Linked DNA regions of Homo sapiens: region 2 is linked to region 1. Evidence: chromatin contacts called from ENCODE Hi-C or POLR2A ChIA-PET data. All regions are on one chromosome and are shown on one strand. The core of a region is the stretch at or near the end of the contact, and the rest is flanking DNA. Distances in the headings are between cores, read along the strand shown.

Evidence for each region. A loop is a pair of places that touch in the nucleus more often than their neighbours do. ChIA-PET counts read pairs that join two places held with the same protein, here RNA polymerase II (POLR2A). Pooled maps may share reads with other maps.
Region 2: a loop to region 1 is called in a pooled map, with 2.2 times the contacts of the local background. The contact joins two enhancer-like sites. A Hi-C loop is called at or near these places in 1 of 50 pooled maps. POLR2A ChIA-PET finds 5 or more read pairs at or near these places in 3 of 52 experiments (B cell, HCT116 and activated naive CD4-positive, alpha-beta T cell).

The regions. Positions count from the first base shown.
Region 1 is chr20:34,269,008-34,273,538 of GRCh38, reverse strand. ASIP (agouti signaling protein) reads right to left here. Exons shown (of 4, transcript NM_001672.3): 4 at 4,195-4,531. The coding sequence ends at 4,372. It also overlaps a transcript of AHCY not described here. Among named protein-coding and RNA genes, the nearest start is that of ASIP, 30 kb to the right of the region's middle. Within about 2 kb of position 3,203, at least 10 of the 41 ENCODE cell types and tissues checked have a DNase peak (open chromatin) inside an H3K27ac peak, as active enhancers do.
Region 2 is chr20:34,470,706-34,475,387 of GRCh38, reverse strand. It overlaps ITCH (itchy E3 ubiquitin protein ligase), which reads right to left. Exons shown (of 25, transcript NM_031483.7): 16 at 3,873-3,944. It also overlaps the pseudogene FDX1P1. Among named protein-coding and RNA genes, the nearest start is that of MIR644A, 6.7 kb to the right of the region's middle. RefSeq lists an enhancer at 356-1,300 and a silencer at 1,949-2,038. Within about 2 kb of position 1,932, at least 5 of the 41 ENCODE cell types and tissues checked have a DNase peak (open chromatin) inside an H3K27ac peak, as active enhancers do.

The sequences.
Region 1 (4,531 bases), core at 1,954-4,453:
GATGGAGGGGCTGGCTGCAGCGGCTCACGCCTGTTATCCCAGCACTCTGGGAAGTCGAGGTGGGTGGATCATTTGATCACCGTTCTGGGATTACAGGCAATGAGCCACCACACCCAGCCTGAACAAGTCACTTTTGATGCTACCATTTCCATGTTTACAAAGTGAAAAGTAAATCAGTCAGAGTATATTAGTTGCAAACAACAGAAACAACTCTAGCTAGCCTGAGAGAAAAAAAAGGTAGAGGGTTAGTCTCCTGGAGAGATTTGGGGACCTCAAAGGAAAGATTATACAATGTGCCTCCAAAAAAAAAAAAAAAGGGTCACCACAAGGGCAAATGCGTGATTTAATGGGGTTGGGACTTTCAGCCCCATCCCCCAACCTCTGGGGAGGAGAGAGGGACTGAAGGTCAAGTTGATCACCAATGGCCAATGGTTTAATCAATCATGCCTACATAATGAAGCCTCCATAAAAACCCAAGAGGACAGGCTTCAGAGAGCTTCCTGATAGCCAGACATGCTGGGGTTCCTAGAAGGTGGCAGGCCCAGGGAGGACGCAGAAGCTCTGCACCCCTTCCCATACCTCACCCTATGCATCTCTTCATCTGCAGCCTTTGTAATAGCCTTTATAATAAACTGGTGTGTTTCCCTGAATTCTTTTTGGTTTTTTAATTTTTGAGACACAGCCTGGAATGCAGTGGTGTGATCATGAATCACTGCAGCCTCGACCTCCTGGGCTCAAGCGATCCTCCTGCCTCAGCCTCTTGAGTAGCTGGGACTAGAGGCTTGTGCCACCATGCCTGGCTAATTTTATTATTTATAGAGATGGGGTCTCACTCTGTTGACCAAGCTGGTCTTGAACTCCTGGACTTAAACGATCCTCCCACCTTGGCTTCCCAAAGTGCTGGGATTACAGGTGTGAGCTACTGCACCTGGCCTTGCTTCCCTGTGTTCTGTGAGCCTCTCCAACAAATTAATTGAGCCCAAAGAGGGTTGTGGAAACCCCAACTTAAAGCCAGTTGTCAAAAGTTCTAGAGGCTCCACTTTTGACTGGTGTCTGAAGTGAGGGCAGTCTTGGGGACTGAGCCCTCAGACTGTGGGATCTGATGCCATCTCCAAGTAGATAGTGTTGGAATTGAATTGGAGGACACCTAGCTGGTGTCCACTGCAGAACTGATTGTTTGCCTGCTGGTGGGGGGAAATCCCCTCTCATTTTGGGGTCACACAAGTCTGTTGTGTGTTGATGACTGTTGTGGTGGTGTGAAAGCAGAGGGAAACATGGTTTGAGAATTTTTTCCTGAACAATGGGACTGTCAGTCAAGGTGGACCACCCTTTCTTGGCCCCACATCAGGTGAATCAGCCTCTCCTGGGAATTACTTTGAATGGTCCAGTGCAAGGACTGAAGAGGTTGGAGCTGACATTCCTGTGGCTTTGCTTGGAAGACATTGTCCGCTTGGCTCCTCTAGCACCCCTCAGGGGCTATTTTTTTTTTTTTGGAGGCACGTTGTATAATCTTTCCTTTGAGGTCCCCAAGTCTCCCCAGGAGACTAACCCTCTACCTTTTTTTCTCTCAAGCTAGCTAGAGTTCTTTCTGTTGTTTGCACCTAAAATACTCTGACTGATTTACTTCTCACTTTGTAAACGTGGAAATGGTAGCATCAAAAGTGACTTGTTCAGGCTGGGTGTGGTGGCTCATAGCCTGTAATCCCAGAACTTTGGGAGGCTGAGGTGGGCAGATAGTTTGAGGTCAGGATTTTGAGACCAGCCTGGCCAACATGGTGAAACCCTGTCTCTACTAAAAATACAAAAATTAGCTGGTGTGTTGGCGCATGCCTGTAATCCCAGCTACTCGGGAGGCTGAGGCAGGAGAATCACTTGAACCTGGGAGGCAGAGGCTGTGGTGAACCCATATTGCGCCACTACACTACAGCCTGGGTGACAGAGCAAGACTCCGTCTCAAAAAAAAAAAAAAAAAAGGCTTGTTCAACGCCACACTATGAGAACTTTGGGCACAAGTTTAAGGCTATGCCCTTCAGGAAGAAATGATCCTGAATCAATCAGTGGCCACAAAGGTAGGGCAAATCTTCCTAGGTCAAGTTCACCCTATGTGTGTGAGACAGAAATAGAATGAATAATGGTGTTGGAGACGGCGGTCCCAGATTCTCACAACAATCAAACCATAACTCTGAGTCACAAATGTGAGTTTCAGTTCTGGTCATTAGACCAGCAGAGTTTTGAGAGGCCCAGGACCATGCTCTTAGCACTTTAGGCTTGAGGAGGAATTCTGAAAAGGAGAAGGAGGTGGGGCGTGGTGGCTCATACCTGTAATCCCAGCACTTTGGGAGGCTGAGGCGGGTGGTTCACTTGAAGCCAGGAGTTTGAGACCAGCCTGGCCATCATGGCGAAACCCTGTCTCTACTAAAAATACAAAAATTAGCTACTTGGGAGGCTGAGGTTGGGGGATAGCTTGAGCCTGGGAGTTGGAGGCTCCAGTGAGGCAAGATTGCACCACTGCACTCCCACCTGAGTGACAGAGTGAGACTCTTTCTCAAAACAAACAAACAAACAAACAAAAGCAAGAACTGGCTGGGCCCAGTGGCTCATGTCTGTAATCTCAGCACTTTGGGAGGTTGAGGCAGGAGGATTGCTTGAGGCCAGGAGTTTGAGACCAGCTTGAGCAACATAGCAAGACCCCATCTCTAAAGAAAAACCAAAACTGATAGTCTGAGGGAATAGACCACATATGCTAACAACGGTTCTAACCTCTAACAAGAGACAATGGCCATGGGTCACTGGCCCATAAGCTCTGTAAGGAGAGGATCCATATTGGACTTCTTCACCACTATGTCCACAGCACCTGGCACACACTAGGTGCTCAATACACATTTGCTGAATGAATGAATGAATGGGTTGGTCTTCCATGTGGTTGTCTGGACCCAGCAGCCAAGTGGCTTTGTTACTAATCGACTGAGTCTTTAGCTTTGCATCCTGGCCTCACCCCTGGGGGCCAAATGGTGCCTGCTTGGTGAACAGTGTCTGGAAAACACGAGGAGTGACTGCGGTATCTTCCCAATATGACATTTACTCAGCAGCAACTGTGGTACAAGGAACAAAAGGTTCTTGCCCTGTAGGACTGCAACCTAAATAACAGAAAACAAAACAAGCATCTGGCAGCTTTCCTGTGTGGGGGTGTGTGTGTTTGTTTCTTGTGTTAAGGAACAGAGAGGGAACAGGACACTACCTTGGATTTATAACAAGAACAGGAATGATTATTTCCTTTTTTTTTTTTTTAACCAGAGTTTCACTCTGTGGCCAAGCCTGGAGTGCAGTGGTGTGATCATAGCTCACTGCAGCCTCCAACTCCAGGGCTCAAGTGATTCTCCTGACTTAGCTGCCTGAGTAGCTGGGACTACCGGTGCATGCCACCACACCCGGCTAATTTTTAAAACTTTTTGTACAGACCGGTGGGGTGGCGGGGAGTCTCTCACTATGTAGCCCAGGCTGGTCTTGAACTTCTGGCCTCAAGTGATCGTCCAGCCTCGGATTTCTTTCTTTTTTCTTGTTTTTTTTTTTTTTTTTTTTTTTTTTTTTTTTTAAGACAGAGTTTCTCGCTCTTGTTGCCCAGGCTGGAGTGCAACGGCGTGATCTCAGCTCACTGCAACCTCCGCCTCCCGGGTTCAAGCGATTCTCCTGCCTCAGCCTCCCAAGTAGCTGAGATTTACCGCATGCGCCACCACACCCAAATAATTTTATATTTTTTGTAGAGACGGGGTTTCTCCATATTGGTCAGGATGGTCTCGATCTCCAGACCTCAGGAGATCCGCCCGCCTCGGCCTCCCAAAGTGCTGGGATTACAGGCGTGAGCCACCGCGCTTGGCCTCTTTCTTTCTTTCCGTTTTTTTTTTCCCCTGGGGAGAGGGGAGCACCTAGGAGGAAATGTGTGAGACTGAAAGGCTGTTCCTTTCTTCCTGGCTGGTCTGAATTTCCTGGTTTTGGAGGCAGCCTCGGGTGTTCCCAGGTTTAAAGGCAGGGGATAGCCTCGTTCCTAACCCCCAGGTCGGCAGCAGCGGTGACTGGGAGTGCAGCTGTGAGGCTGGGACGCCCGGGTTTCCTGAGCCCCGGGAGAGCAGCGCGGGACTCCGTGGCGAAGGGACCGAGAACTTTCGGGACCTTTACAGAAACAGCCGCACACCTTCGAGCAGCCTATATATATTGTATTTCGATTTTAGCCCAAGCCAGGTCTCCCTGAAGTCCCATCTCCTGGAACCTCCGCCCGCCTGCAGCCCTGGGAAGCCGCCCTGTTAGGGATCACCCGCCCGAGAAGCGCCCCGCGTCCCCGAAGCCCTGCCTGCTCGCGGCCGGGAGTGGGGGCGCTCAGCAGTTGAGGCTGAGCACGCGGCAGGAGCAGGCGCTGCGGAAGAAGCGGCACTGGCAGGAGGCGCACGGGTCGCAGCAGGCGGGTGCCGGCGGCTTGCAGCTGTTGCGGGTGGCCACGCAGGGCGCAGATAGGGGGGTCCGGGGCCGCACCACTTTC
Region 2 (4,682 bases), core at 683-3,182, 200 kb before region 1:
GTCTCGTTCACTCAGTGCTCAATGGTGCCCAGGCTGGAGTGCAGTGGCGTGATCTCGGCTAGCTACAACCTCCACCTCCCAGCCGCCTGCCTTGGCCTCCCAAAGTGCCGAGATTGCAGCCTCTGCCCGGCCGCCACCACGTCTGGGAAGTGAGGAGCATCTCTGCCTGGCCGCCCATCGTCTGGGATGTGAGGAGCCCCTCTGCCTGGCTGCCCAGTCTGGAAAGTGAGGAGCGTCTCTGCCCGGCCGCCATCCCATCTAGGAGTGAGGAGCGCCTCTTCCCGGCCGCCATCACATCTAGGAAGTGAGGAGCGTCTCTGCCCGGCCGCCCATGGTCTGGGATGTGGGGAGCGCCTCTGCCCCGCCGCCCCGTCTGGGATGTGAGGAGCGCCTCTGCCCAGCCGCGACCCCGTCTGGGAGGTGAGGAGCATCTCTGCCCAGCCACCCCGTCTGAGAAGTGAGGAGACCCTCTGCCTGGCAACCGCCCCGTCTGAGAAGTGAGGAGCCCCTCCGCCCGGCAGCCGCCCCGTCTGGGAAGTGAGGAGCGTCTCCACCCGGCAGCCACCCTGTCCGGGAGGGAGGTGGGGGGGTCAGCCCCCCCGCCCGGCCAGCCGCCCTGTCCTGGAGGTGCGGGGTGCCTCTGCCCGGCCGCCCCTACTGGGAAGTGAGGAGCCCCTCTGCCAGGCCACCACCCCGTCTGGGAGGTGTACCCAACAGCTCATTGAGAACGGGCCATGATGACAATGGCGGTTTTGTGGAATAGAAAGCGGGGAAGGGTGGGTAAAGGATTGAGAAATCGGATGGTTGCCGTGTCTGTGCAGAAAGAAGTATACATGGGAGACTTTTCATTTTGTTCTGTACTAAGAATAATTCTTCTGCCTTGGGATCCTGTTGATCTGTGACCTTACCCCCAACCCTGTGCTCTCTGAAACATGTGCTGCGTCCACTCATGGTTAAATGGATTAAGGGCGGTGCAAGATGTGCTTTGTTAAACAGATGCTTGAAGACAGCATGCTCGTTAAGAGTCATCACCACTCCCTAATCTCAAGTACCCAGGGACACAAACACTGCGGAAGGCCGCAGGGTCCTCTGCCTAGGAGAACTAGGGACCTTTGTTCACTTGTTTATCTGCTGACCTTCCCTCCACTATTGTCCTATGACCCTGCCAAATCCCCCTCTGCGAGAAACACCCAAGAATGATCAATAAAAGAAAAAAAAAAGAAAGTATGCAATTTTTATTTTGGTTATATTACAAAAATGTCAGTCAGATATTAAAAAATAGTTAATGTGATAGAAAAACCTTACATATTTTTTCTTATGTTTGTTTAGCGACTTTAGCAAAATGTTTTCATATAATCTCATCTGTTTACCTAGAAGATAGGTTAAGGAAATATATTATTATTCCTGTTTGATGTAGGTGAAGGCAGAGATCTAACCTGGCTTGTTTAGGGCCATACCACTAATTGGAAAATCTGTACTAGAACCTGTGTCTTATTACTATAAGCTATTATGTTCAGACTGAAACTGGAGAAATTACGACAATTTATAGCAGTAGTTAAATCTGAATGTGTATGGACAAAAATATTTAATTGCTCAGTAAACTGCTTAACTTCAAAGATAGTTATTAACCTCATAAATATTTCAAAATTTTGATTCTGAAGTCTAAGTCTGAACACAGACATAACACTATCAAAGAAGTTTGATCTCTGTTTTGACTCAACTAGAGGAAAAATGATTGGATGGGTTTATTCTTTTCTAAGCAGAATGGTTTAACTTTGTACTCTTTGAAAAACAATGCTGATTTCTAAATCTCTGCCTATAACAGAATGGAAACCTTATGAATGAATTGTGTTTCTCTGTCCTGAGCTGGAGAAGGGAATGAGCAGGCTGACAGGTCGCACAGCCCCAGGTGGCGCCATTCTCTCATGCAAGGATGGGGCTCCAGGGTGAGCAGCGTGGGCTGCAGTGTGTCAGTCCCAGGAGGGAGGGAGTGGCGAGCACCACAGATTACCACATATGTGTGGAAGACATTTGTATCCTTATCTTTACTATAAATAAATCCATAAAAGTTAAAAAAAAATTCCTTTTAACAAATGTCTAATATGAAGGAAAAAAAATTGTTTTCTCCTGTACTTTCCCCCATAACCAGTTGTGCTGTGTTAACAGAAGAAACACTATCCCAGAGCAATTTTATCCAACAACTATCCAAAGAAAATCTGATGCTAATTTTGCAATTAGTTTTGTTACCTTTAAGCAATCAAATTGTTCTCTTATATTTTTATTAACCAGTTATTTGATGGATGTCAAATCTAGGGTGACAGCTTTAAAAACTGTTTTAGAACCATCTAGTCAGTTATTTTGCAAAAGACTTTAGGTTTCAAAGTCAAAAGATAAAGGAACAGTTTAATCATGTTTTGCATCTTTCCAGGACTGGTAAGAGGTAAGCAAGTTGCTTCAAGAAACTCGTCCAACAGAGTGATAAAAGGGTGGTTATGAACATAAAATTAGAAATGGGCAAGGACTAGGGTGGGGAATGGCCTGTGACACTTACATCAGATCAAGGGGATGACTCATAATTCTCTAAATGGCCTCAGTAAAGCTCCACTTCCCACTAAAAAGTTTTCTGCTCCTACATAGCAGGATGCCAACTGGCTTTTTCCTTTAATGTCAATAACTGACGTTCCATTAGGAAATGAAAAAAACTGATTCTGAAAGCAAGTAGCCAGCTACCACCAACTGTCTCAACCTCTTTTCCCTTTGCATTCAATTCCGTACTTCTTGAAGCTGTAGTTGCTACAATACCACTGGTGCTTGAAAATAATCACTTCCACATCTGGCTATAAAACAAGGACTAACCAGATGTTTTCATTTTAAGACATTTTTTCACTAGTTATTTTAATCTTCTACATAACACAATCATTTTAACATTTAGTTGCAGTAGGTTATTAGTAATATCTGCAAGATAAAGGCGAATAGTAGACTAACTCAAGTTTTTTTTTTTTTTTTTTTTTTTTTAAATTGAGATGGAGTTTTGCTCTTATTGCCCAGGCTGGAATGCAATGGCACGATCTCGGGTCACTGCAACCTCCACCTCCCAGGTTCAGGTGACTCTCCTGAGTAGCTTTACAGGATTACAGGCATCAGCCACCAGGCCCAGCTAATTTTTATATTTTTAATAGAGACAAGGTTTCACCATCTTGGCCAGGCTGGTCTCAAACTCCTGACCTCAGGTGATGTACCCGCCTCAGCCTCCCAAAGTGCTGGGATTACAGGCATGAGCCACCGTGCCCAGCGAGTAAATTAACTCAAGTTCTGAAGACAAGTGAAAAAATCTGCTGACTACTTCTGAAAACTCATATATATCTTTTTTTAGATACTGTCACCAATGACCACTTTTTTTCCTGTTAAGAGTAACATACGCTTATTGTAAAAATCCAAGTAATACTGAAGTGTTAAAACAAGTCTTCCCCTCTCCTTTCTACAATCTGATAATGTTCATATGGGTATTTCCAGACCTTTGGCTACCAAAAACCTATTATCTTACCTATGCATTTATTTCAAATCATACCAGTTTAGAAATGGAAACCTGAAACACACACACACACACACAAACCTATTATCTTACCTATGCATTTATTTCAAATCATACCAGTTTAGAAATGGAAACCTGAAACACACACACACACACACACACACACACACACACACACACACCCCTTAAGCCCTAAGGTGGCTGGCAATGAGATCGCACTTGAAAAATTCAAGGACTTCAACTCAAGAAGTTCCAAACCATTCAGATTAAACTGACAGCACCAAAAGCGGGTCCTAAGCTAGCAGCCAGGGGGGAAATTATTGAGAGAATGAAACAGTACCTGTTGAAAGGAATCCTCAAACAATGTTTTTCTTGTCACTGTAATCTTTATGTGCTGTGGCATGGCCAGTTGCTGAAATAGAAGAATGACTTAAGTCAACTCTCATCATTAAAATAGCCTATCAAAAAAATCAAAAGGGGAAAGTTTTATTTACTTTTATCTTTCCTTACAGAAACAAGTAGACTATGAATATAAATTTATATTCAATAATGTTTACCAATGCATCTGTGAGTATTCATGCTAATTACAGATTAATATATGCAAACAGAAGAACCACAAGATTGATCTCATATGCACACTGCTTACTTAATAATGTGTCAAATAAATCTTTACTTAATCTTATTTTCCAACAGTTAATCCAGATTCTTCTTGCTTCCATGGGTCCAGTTAATTACAAGAGTTTCAAGTGTAAAAATATTCATCACAGTAACTTTGACTAGGGCATTCATTTGATTTAGAACCCATAAAAAATCATTAATTCCAGTAAATATCTATACATAAGAAATAGTTGATCACATCTGAAAAAAACACTGAATATAACATCTATGTATGGACATGTTCATGTATGTATGAACATGTATTTATCTATCAAAGTCAGTTATATCAAACGATAGATATAAAAATGGCTGGTGTCCGGGCATGCTGGTTTATGCCTGTAATCCCAGCACTTGGGGAAGATGAGGCAGGAGGATCATTTGAATCCAGGAGTTCAAAACCAGCCTGGGCAACATAAGGGGACCCTGTCTCTACTAAAAATTAGCCAGGTGTGGTGAAGTGCATCTGTAGTGTCAGCTAGCGAGAAGGCTGAGG